Regions from separate parts of the Mus musculus genome. Here region 1 is linked to region 2. The links are chromatin loops, found by intact Hi-C in ENCODE. Cell type or tissue: left cerebral cortex. All regions are shown on one strand. Each heading gives the region's core, and the rest is flanking DNA. Links, peaks and the distances in the headings are about the cores only.

The links. A loop is a pair of places that touch in the nucleus more often than their neighbours do. Peaks named below come from ENCODE experiments on the same cell type or tissue, not always from the same donor. Only the 100,000 strongest peaks of a DNase experiment are listed, where the experiment ranks them.
Region 1: a loop joins it to region 2, with 5 times the contacts of the local background. A loop is called at or near these places in 18 of 42 quality-filtered maps.

Annotation. Positions count from the first base shown.
Region 1 is chr12:16,714,875-16,720,246 of GRCm38, reverse strand. It overlaps Greb1 (gene regulated by estrogen in breast cancer protein), which reads left to right. Exons shown (of 35, transcript NM_015764.4): 10 at 2,958-3,071; 11 at 3,476-3,619; 12 at 5,285-5,372. Among named protein-coding and RNA genes, the nearest start is that of Ntsr2, 64 kb to the right of the region's middle. In left cerebral cortex, for the core only: CTCF peaks have their summits at 1,146 (motif pointing left) and 2,440 (motif pointing left); DNase peaks (open chromatin) are centred at 1,136 and 2,419.
Region 2 is chr12:17,009,090-17,014,461 of GRCm38, reverse strand. It overlaps 2410004P03Rik (RIKEN cDNA 2410004P03 gene), which reads left to right and starts at 2,735. Exons shown (of 5, transcript NM_001201332.1): 1 at 2,735-3,010; 2 at 3,111-3,334. The coding sequence starts at 3,117. In left cerebral cortex, for the core only: CTCF peaks have their summits at 2,677 (motif pointing right) and 4,810 (motif pointing left); a DNase peak (open chromatin) is centred at 2,690; H3K4me3 peaks cover 565 bases.

The DNA.
Region 1 (5,372 bases), core at 54-5,053, 290 kb after region 2:
CTCCCACCATCGCTGTTCCTAAGGACACGTCTTAGGGACAAGACTTCTCTGCTTTCAAGCCTTCTGACATCAAGTCTTCTCTGCTCCCCTTCTCTTCTTGCTTTGTCTCTCCCTCCTCCCTTGACTCTGTGAACAGGGCTGAGCTGGCGCTTAGGGTCTGAGACACTACACTGGAAGGATCCTTAGAAAATGTCCATCCTAGGAATGGGGTTGCAGCTCATGGGTAGAGTGTGGTGCCTGAGTTTTATTTTTACCACTGAGGAAGAGACTGAGGTTCAGAGAAGCACCCTGGGCTGGAATATAATTCTGTTGTGCCCAGAGGCTTCTCTGTAGATGCAATCCTCCTGCCCCTGCATGGATCCAAGACTCTTCAGTCTTGACTAGCTTCCACGTTCCTGGAGCCCTTATCATTCCCCACCCTACCCTGAAGACTCCTACCTTCCTCCAGGGGCTGTTTCTCCTCCAGGTGCTGATGCAGCAGCAGCCACATAACCAAAGACTGCCCTTGGTCATAAGGACAGGAGGTCCTCGCTGTCCATGGCTTTCCCCCTGAGCTTAGCTAGAAGACACTTAGTCCTGGTGTCATACAACTCATACCTCAGGCAACAGTGTGCCAGCTCTGCTCAGCCTGGGCCCGGAGCTTGGCTTTGGGCAGTAGCCTACAGAGGCTCCCTCAGGATTGGACTTGAACTCCCCAAGCCTACTTTGTGGAGTTGTGTGGGGAATGGAGATCTTTAAACTCCAGGCTGCTGGAGCCTTAAAAGATCTTCTGGGATCAGCCCGTTGAACCCCATTCTCCGCCTTCAGCTGTTCACTGCCTTGGTGGCTCAACATGATGTTCACACTCTATCCCGTCTCTAAGTGCTCACCCCACCTCTGTTAGATGGCCTTTAGAGCTCAACTCAGGGCCATAGTCTCCTCTCCCATTAAAGAATTCTTGAAGTCCCAGCACACGGCTCTGGTGAGCCTGACAGAGAGAGGGACTAAGTCAGAGACACTGGCTCACCCGAGTCACAGAGTTGAGTACAGGCATATTAATCAGAGCTATCATGCCTTCTGTCCTTGGGGGAAGGAGACACTCAAAAGCAGTGTGTAGGAAACTCCTTCTGAGTGACACTGGCTGCTCTCAGTGAAATGCTGCCCCCTGGTGGAGGATATGAACTAGGAGCCTTGTCTCAGACGAGGGTTGGGCTCTAAGGAAGCAGGGGACCTCCTCCTCAGAAATGCCAGATGGGGTCCCCTCTACCAGGTACGCTGGTATCTGATGTTTTGAGAGTACTTACTGGGGAAGAGTCCCAGTAGAGGCATTTCCTGTTAACCTTCTAGAGGAGGAAGAGAATCCTCAGCTGCAGCCCTGCCCTCTAGTAGTTCAGAAGCACTTCCTAGAGGAGCGGCCCGTCCTCTCTCTGAGGAGTTCTTCCTCTGTTTCTGGGACTAGTGTTGTGCGAGCTGAACACCTGGTGCAGAGGTAGGGCCCTATCTCTGATGCAAAGAAACCTGCCGGTTTGAAAGGGCTTTGTAGGGAAAGTACTTCATGCCCTTCAACCCTGTGCTACTTTGTTTCTCTCTATTTTCTTCTGCTTTGGTCTGTCTAATGATGAGGTTGCATTTGAGGTCCCTTTGGAGGGACTCTACGACAGTCAATCTCAAACTGCCTCAGGCTTCAGAAAAACCCAGGCACTAGTGACAGCATGTGCACTACTAGTGACAGCATGTGCACCCTTACCGTTAACTCAGAGGCCCTCTGTGGTAGCTCTAAGGAGAGTCTAGCAGAGACAGCTTGGATGAGCATCTTCCAGGTCTGTGTGTGCTCTCTGCTTCCACTGAAGGTGATGTTACCCTCAGCCTGGGTTCAGATCATCTGGGAGCTCCAGTTATCAGAATGACGCGCTCCCCACATGCTGAGCTACTTGAGTTCCTTGGACTAGGCTTGTGCTCAGACAGACAGGTTTTTGTTTGCTTATCTTGTTTTTAAAGGCAGAGTCTCACCATGTAGCCCTAGCTGGCCTGGAACTTACAATGTAAACCAGGCTAGCCTTGAGCTCAACAGAAATCTGCCTGTTTCTGTCTTCTGGGTGCTGGGATTAAAGGCATGCACCGCCACCCTTGGCTAGGTGGTTTTAAAAGTGTCCAGGTGAATTTAAAGTACAGCAGGGTTAAGACAAGGGGCTCTAGAGATGAGAAAATTTGTCAGGATTTTCAAGAAAATATGGTGGCCCATTCTTGGTACTTTGAATAATTTACAAATAGATTTAAGTCATGAGCATGTTGCCGTCTAGAGTGGGCAGAGACTCACATGCAACAGTGGGTCCAGCCTCTGGTCTTCCTTTGCAACATGTGACATTAGCTGTCCAGGTTGGATGGGGGGTGACAGTGGGGTTGGAGGGCAGGAAGGGGGTGTGCAGTGGATCAGCACTGCCCTCAAGTGGCAAAATTGTGTTGGTGCACTGAGTGCTGGACATTTCAGTAATAGGAGGTTGATGCTGGTGGCTGCAGTTTACTGAGCCCAAACCCTTGGCTAAGCATTTCATTTAAGCATTTTACTTGTATTCTCTCTACTTCTGATTAAACCACTTTCTCATTAGATTTTGTTATTATTATGGCCGTTTTTTAAAAATGCATCTTAGAGAGGTGCAGCCTAAATGCAACTGTGGAGTGAAACATTATAAAAATGGACAGGGTGTTTCCTTTTGCCTAGAGACTTGACTAGAGCTTAAAACCCATTGTAAGGCTGTGATTTTTTTTTAAAGGCCGTGATTTTTAAAACTACCAAGGGCTAAGGATAGTGTTAAGGTTAAGCCCAGTGTTAGAACATCTGCCTAGCACGTGCAAGGTCCTGGAGTTGAGCCCTACCTTTGTAAACAAAACAAAACAGACGGACACTCCAAATCAGGAAAGGTTTTTATTGATGCCAGTTTCCAATGGTGGCCTAACCCATGCTCTTAACTATTGTCTAGGTATCTTGCCAAACTCTGGGCCTCCCAAAAAACGGCACAAAGGGTGGTCCCCGGAGTCTAAATCAACCACGGATGGTGGCTTCATTCAGGGTGGTGGCAACAGAGCCAAGCACGGTAAGTGGCTAAGGCCTTGCCCAAATCCTAAAGTTGGGTACCAGTGGTGGTGGCCTGCTAGCAGCATGTGTGCATATATGCACACGTGGGCAGGCAGATGTACAAGGGGGTTCTGAGCAGCCAGACCCTGGCATAGCAGAAGGACCTCTTCTCATGTTCCTGCTGCTTCCTGAGGTCCAGTCTCCTGTGATAGTTCTGTATCAGCCCCCTGACCTAGCAAGGTCTCCAAGCAGCTCCTCAGCTGATGGTGTGGACAGTGTTTATTGGCGGGGAAGGTGGGGCTGAGTGAGTCCACAGGTTTATGAGTATGGAGGCAGCAGTTTTGTGGGCGGGTGGATGTTGGGCGGGCTGGGGACAGATGCCTCCTTTGCTGTGTTTTACTAATCTACTTGCTGTGTTTCTAGAAGGTACCAGCATACCTTGTGTGCCCCAGGCTGGCTTGGTGGGACCAGCTTCAGTCACCTTCCCGGTGGTGGCCTCTGGTGAACCAGTGTCTGTTCCGGACAACTTGCTGAAAATATGCAAGGCCAAGCCAGTGATATTTAAAGGCAAGTACAGCAGTGCACCCAGCAGTGGAGGTAGCGAAGTGTGCAAGGACTCCCACACGAAACTGTGACCTCCTCTCAGTCCGAGTCCATAGGCATCTTCCTGAGCGAATCTGGATGCTATCCAGGGCAATGATCAAATGAAGCGGCCCCAGGCTCCAGAGGGCCGAGAACGACACAGTTTGTCCCAGCAGGGGCATAGTGACATTACCCAGGACACTCACTGCTTGCTCATCTGCTGTCCTTTCCTTCATTCTCTGTTTCACTGAATCCCTGCTGTACTCGTCCAGCTACTGCGGAGGACTCGGGGGATGGACGAAGCAACCCCGTGGCTTTGTTCCACTGTCACCCCAAGCCACCAGTCATTTTGGATTGTGCAGCATTCAGACATAGTCACTGTTCCAGAAGCATTAGATAAGAGAGGATTTGATCTCCTCTGTGTGGTGGCTAGTATAGGTTACCTGGAGGTAGCATTGTAGCTCTTTCATGCTGTTCTGTGGGTGAATGGGTGAGAGAGGCGAGGCTGCAGAACTGGGACAGGCTGCAGGACTCAGAGGTGGACCCCGGCTCACAGACCGGCATCGCACACTGAGCAAACTCAGCGCAGTCTCTGCTTTGCTCGAGCGCACTTCCTTCCCTGATGCCCACCTCAGCTTCCCGGCCAGGCCAGCAGCTCTGTAACTTAGCTTTCATCCGGTTCTTAGGGGGGCTTCCGGCAGCCCCTTGCATGACAAGCGTGGCATCCCTTTTCTAAGGTAGCCACAGTGCCGCTTGTAAGCTGGCACATTTGTGAACGGTGCTGTCCAGCTGACCCCGCACCTCAGCACCAGAGGGGAGTAAACAGAAAGTTGGATTCACAGGCCTGCCCCAGAGACAGAACATACCTAAATTCTGAAACTTGGAGATGTGGGTGGGGCCAGCACATGTCTTAGCAAATCTGTCACACTTTGAGTTTGAGAAAGTTTTTCTCAGGAAGTGGCTCATGGAGTCCCATAGTGAGAGTCAAAGAGGGACATTCTTTCTCAGCATAACTGAGCATTTACCATCTCCCCATTGTGCAAAGGCTTAGAGAAGGTCAAGTTCTTGTCTAAGGTCATGTAGCTAATGATGACAAAGAAGGGGTCAGACCCCTGCTTGGGCAGGTCTACCCTAAGAGCTGTCATCAGAAGGATTCTAACATCCACTCCAGCACTCCTCAAGGTTGTTCACTTTCTGATCTTTGGGTCTAGACACCGACCTGTTTTGTTAACTCTGTTAGCTAACGATCCTTGGGAGGGTGCAAGGCGTGGTGGTGGGTCACACGTCTGGCGAACAGTCCTCACTGCGACACACATGCCGGCTGTTTCGAGGCCATTGCCATTTGGTTCTGGGCAAGCTTCTTTAATTTGGGCTTGAACTTGCTCAACTGCAAAATAAAGAGATTGGATGGCATGAACAAACAAATGCCCTGCCTATGGCTGGACATGATAGATGACATTTTGTCCTAGGTTCTAGTAGGGCAGAGTAGGTATACACAGCAGGGACTGTAGCAGGTCTGAGATTTCTCAGAAAAGGAGCCTCTGAGAGACCTAAGAGTTCTCCTGGCGCTTATGCTCAGGGGAGCTACAGTGGTACCTCACCAAAGCCGAGCACAAGACCAGTTGCTGAATTGGTTTTCTTCTCCTCTAGGCCATGGGAACTTTCCCTACCTCTGCGGAAACCTGAATGATGTGGTCGTCAGCCCCCTGCTGTACACCTGCTACCAGAACTCCCAGTC
Region 2 (5,372 bases), core at 156-5,155:
TCTCTCTTGTATCTTTGAAATCCTTCTCATCTGTAAAGACCAAACCCTGCTGCCTCTTTAGTAAGGAAATTTTCCTGGGGAGAAGCGACATGTATCTATTTACCCCAGATAGAGAACCCACGACAGACCAAAGTATGAATACCAATAAACCAATGAGTTTTATTGGGGTTACTTACAGAGGCAGATATAAGTCAAAGACAATTGCATCACCCAAGACCACACCAGCGTGGGGGACAGCTCACAAAAGCTGGGAACCTGGTGTACACTGTACAATCTACAGGCAGCTCAACAGGTAGGAGAGTGTGCTTTCCAAGTGGCTTCATTGTTCCGAGGCTCTTCCTAGCAGCTCTGGTGGTCTCTGCTTCTTCCAGGCCACTTGGTGGGTCTCTAATTCTCCTTTGCAGCTTGGCTCATTTAAGAGGGACCCTCTGTACCAGCTATTGTTTACTGTCAGGAAAGTGAATCTGGTCAGTTTCAGGGACTTCCTGGAGTTCTTATGAGTTGTTTACTTTCTATCTTAAGGATCTTTGCTGCTGGAGAGGAAACTGACACACAACAAGAAGAGGTGTGGCCTATTGCCTGAGTCCCAGACACCAGAGCATCCTCCACTTAGGGTACCTCTGTCTACACTTGATTAACCATTTCTGTTCTCTGGCTGCACAGGGAAGGAACACCTTGCCTGACAGGAGTCAGGCACAGAGTGTAAGGGAAGGATTGAAAGGTCTATCAATAAACCCATCGCTGGTGACGAGGAAGAAAGGAGGGTGCCTGGAACAGCGTGATGGGAGGGTCTGAGTTTGGCTGAGCTGGATGAAGAAGCCACTGGTGCCACAGACGGGGTTGGGCTGCTTGGGACTAGAGAAGGAACAGAAGTGGAGTCCACAGCAGGACCCCCACTCTTAAGTCCTCGATGTGCCTTTTATAAGCTAAACTCAGGCTGCCTGGACAGTCACTCCGGTTGTATTCTTCCCTGTAGACTGGATTCCACTGTGGGCCTCAGTGTGACTCTGTGTAGGACCTATGTCCACAAAAGCTGCCTGGGGTTGTTGGGAGGCTCCTCAGTATCAATGACAGGATGCTGTGGGCTCTCTGGGCTTTCAGAAGGAACATACATTGTTGCCCTGGTTAGTTTACCTCAACTTAACACAAGCTACAGTTATCAGAGAGGAGGTAGCATCAGTTGAGAAAATGCCTCCATAAGATCCAGCTGTAAGGCATTTTCTCCCCCCCCTTCCTCCATAATCCATTAAAAAAAACTTTTTATTGATTCTTTGTGAATTTCACATCATGCACCCCAGTCCCACTTATCTCCCCACCCTTTGCCCTTGCAACCTCCCCCCCCCCCAATAAACACACAAACACACACACACACACACACACACACACACACACACACACACACACAAGAAAGGCATAGAAAGCATCTCATCATAGAAGCTGCAGTGTGGCACCGTGTGTCCCACAGTGTATCCCTCTGTCCACACATCTTCACTTGCAGATGTTCATCGCAACGAGTCATTGGTCTGATTGGAGATCTCTGGCTTCTGTGACACATCAGTATTGAATCCTCATTGGGACCCCCTCCTGGTCATCATACTGTTGCTCTGTGTCATGGAGATCCTGCAGCTTTGGAACAGCAGGACTGGCCCTTTCATGTGTCCCAACCATCTGCAAATGATAAAGATTTTGGAGTGGGCCAATTCAGAGCCCTGGGTCTGGGCCCAGGTGGTAACTGGGGTGGTTAGCACTCAGTCAGCTCTCCCTTCTTTGCACCTCCAGGGAGAGCTCTCCAGCGCTGCTCCAGCTAGACCACCCAGTGCTGACATGGGCAGGAGGCAGGTTCTGCTCTCCTTTCCTGATGCCCTCTGGGCAGGCCCATGTGCTCCCACTCCTCCAGAGCCAGCTCCACTGTGCTGCCCAGTCAAGGCTTGTGGCCCATTCTCCCTAGGGCTGCAGCCTTCAAGGGCCTGGGCTAGTTCTCCTGCCCTCTTACCCTTAGGGCTGGATCATCCCTGCCTTCACTATTAGGACCACTATGCTGCCCAGTTGAGGTGCAGGGCCAGCTTGCCTGAGTGCTACTGCCAGTGAAGGGGTGGGGCTAGTAAGGCATTTTCTTAATTAGTGATTGATGGGGAGGGCCCAGGCCATTATGTATGGTGTGATCCCTGGGCAGGTGATCCTGGGTTCTAAAACATAAAAGGCTGAGGGCTGGAGAGTGGCTCAGTCGTACAGATAGCTCAGCTCACTGGGTGCTCTTCCAGAGGTCCTGAGTTCAACTCCCAGCAACTACATAGTGGCTCACAACCATCTATAATATGGTCTGATGCCCTCTTCTGGCATGCAGGTGTACATGCAGATAGAGCACTCATACATAAAATAAATAAATAAAAATTTTTAAAAGATAGCAGGCCGAGTAAGCCATGGGGAGCAAGCCAGTAAGCAGTACCCCTCCATGGCTTTTGCATCAGCTGCTATCTACAGGTTTTAGCCCTGTTTGAGTCCCTGCCCTTACTTTCTTCAGCGATAGATTACGATATGAAAGTGGACGCCAAATAATCCATTTCCTTCCCTACTTGCTTTGGTCATGATATTCCATCACAGCAATTAAAAACCCTAAGATGTCTTCTCTTCCTGCCCCTGGTCTCTCGTCCCTTCGTCTGGGACCCTGAGTTCTCCACCAGGGGGCAGCACAGGGTCTTGCTCCAGTTCACCAGCTCTGCGGAACACGGAGCACTCACAGCTTTTGGAGACTCAGCAGACACTGTCCCGCTCTCCCGCCCAGGGGAAGAGCTGGGCAAAGCACCTACCATCTGCACCCCACCGAGTGGCTCCGAAGTCTTTGGAGGGCGCACAGTGGGTCCGCCCCTTCCGCATGCGCACTTGGGAGTCGCCTGTTCCCTGGGCGACAGTCAACACAAGCAGGGCTGCAAAACACAGCTGGGCGCAGATGCTGCCCCAGCCTGGAGAGTTTTTGTCCCCCATCAGTCACTCTCTCTGAGCTCGAAATCCGGTGAGGGACGAAGCGGGAGCACCTTGTGCAGGTTATCCTGGGTTCAGGCAGAAAGTCTCAACCAGTCTTTCTCTTTTCTCTCCCTCTCCTGATTCTCCAGTCCCCCATGGGCAGCCAACATCGTGGGCTACCAAGAACCACATCCGCTGGGTACAAACCGCCCCCTACCAGGCAGCTTGCCTCAATTTCTGCGGCCCTGGGGGATGGCCCTGCTGCAAGCAGGGCTCTCGCCGGTGGTTGCCAGGGGACCCCAGCCCTGGGTGTGCAACAGGACCAGCTGTGGAGGGAGCTTGTGGAAGCCGAAGCACGAGGCCAGAGGCGTTGGTGAGTGTCCTGCCCCCCCTTCTCCCCGAATCTCTCACATCTCCATCCACCTTGGGGGGTCTGAGAAAGTGCAGAGGAAAGAGTTCAGAATATATGGAAAGATCAGAGGGGGAGAACGTGGAAGTAGGGTGCAAGAGAGGCCAGCCTAGACCCAGACTGTGACTAAAGCAGCTAGGGCCTCATTCCCAACAGATAGCTGGGAATATAGGTATAGACAGGGCTCTGGTCCCATCTATGGCCACACAACAATCTCTCTGTCCCTCCTCTTCTGGGAGGAAGCTGGCAGCTGGAAGCCATGGCACTGCCTGGGGCGGGACTCTGGCCTGGGGGTGGAGGTGGGGGTAGGGAGCTTCCTTCCTGGTTTCATTCAGTGATGGATACCAGGAGAAGCCTGGTAGGTTTGCCCAGAGTTCCAAGGGGGCCTGGCTTCCTGGACCCCAAGAGAAGTAGGTAGACTAGGCAAGTATGATGACTCAGAGCTGTACGCCCAGTGTGAGTTTGAAGTTAGTAAGACAAAACCAAAGACTGTGGAGTGGCTGAAGCCCAGTGGGAAGGAAGATGGCTACTGAGCAACCACTTAAAACTGTGAAAAGTCTAAATGAAGGCTTTCCAAATACACACGCCGGTGGCTGCATTTTTAGTTTCTTTTCGCCCCTCCTTTAGTCTGGCGATCAGACTCAAGGTGGTAGCAGTCACTCCATCAAGGAGCTCATTCACATAAACATAAGCACATGTCAGAATTTCCTTCTTCAGGGCAGAGTAATATTCTATTCCATGAAAAAAAAATCATTTTCACATGTTGGCTGTTGTTAGGTGTCACAGCAAACAGAGGAGAGCAGATTTCCCTTTGAGACCTGGCTTCCCATTTTTCAGATAAAATTTTCAGAAGTGGAACCGGTTCTAGTTTTGTTGGGAGGGACTCTCCTGCTGTTTTTCACAATTTCTGCCCTACTTTGCATTTCCATTAACAGTGTACAAGGACTCCAAGTTCTCACCAACCCTGCTGATGCTCACTGGTTGTTTTTAGTGCCTCCGTCCACCTAATTAGATGGTCAGAAACACAACCCTAGGCTGGCAACTGGTGATAGTATTGGAGTGGAGTTGTCAAGCTGTCAATCAGACACTGTCACTAGCGAGATAGAAATGGGATTAGAGGGTGCTCCCTATTGCTTTAGAATTGCTTCCGGGGAGCTGGGGTGTCCCTGGAATATCTGGCAGAATCCACCCCCTGTGTTGGTTGTGGTGTGAGGACACAGGAGAGACGCAGGGCATTCACTCTCCTCCTAACATGGCCTTTGTGGGGGAGCACTATTACCCCAAAAGACTTCATTAAAATATGTAAACTTGGTACTAGAGCGATGCCTCGACGGTTAAGATCACTTGTTCTTACAGAAGACCCAAGTTCAGTTGCTTGAACCCACATCTAGCGGCTCATGACTGCCCACAACACCAGGTTTAAGGAATCTAGCACCCTCTTTTGGTCACCACAGGTACTGCACACACAGTATGCAGTGCACATACAGACACATGTGCATTCTTTAAAAATTTGCAGTATGTAAAGCTGAGTCCTAACATGGTGTTTTAGTTACCTTTCTATTGCTATGATAAAACACCATGACTAAGGCAGCTTATAAAAAAGTATTTAATTTGGGGCTCGTGGTTCCAGAGGGATAGAATCTGTGATCATCATGGTGGAAAACATGGCAGCAGACAGTCAGGCAAGTTGCTGGAGAAGTAGCTGAGAGCTCACATCTTTATCCATAAGCACAAGGCAGTGAGAGCCAACTGGGAATGGCATGGGCTTCTGAAGCCTCAAAGCCAACTCAGTGACACACCTCCTCTAACAAGGCCACACCTCCTAATCCTTCCCAAACAGGCCCACCAACTGGGACAAGGAACGGTTCACACAGATAAGCATATAGGAACCATTCGCATTCTAACCATCACAAATGCTGATGAACCAAGACCATAATCCCAGCACTGGGAAGGTAGAGGCAGGAGAGCTCAAAGGTCAAGGCTGCCTGGTGTAGCAGTGTGC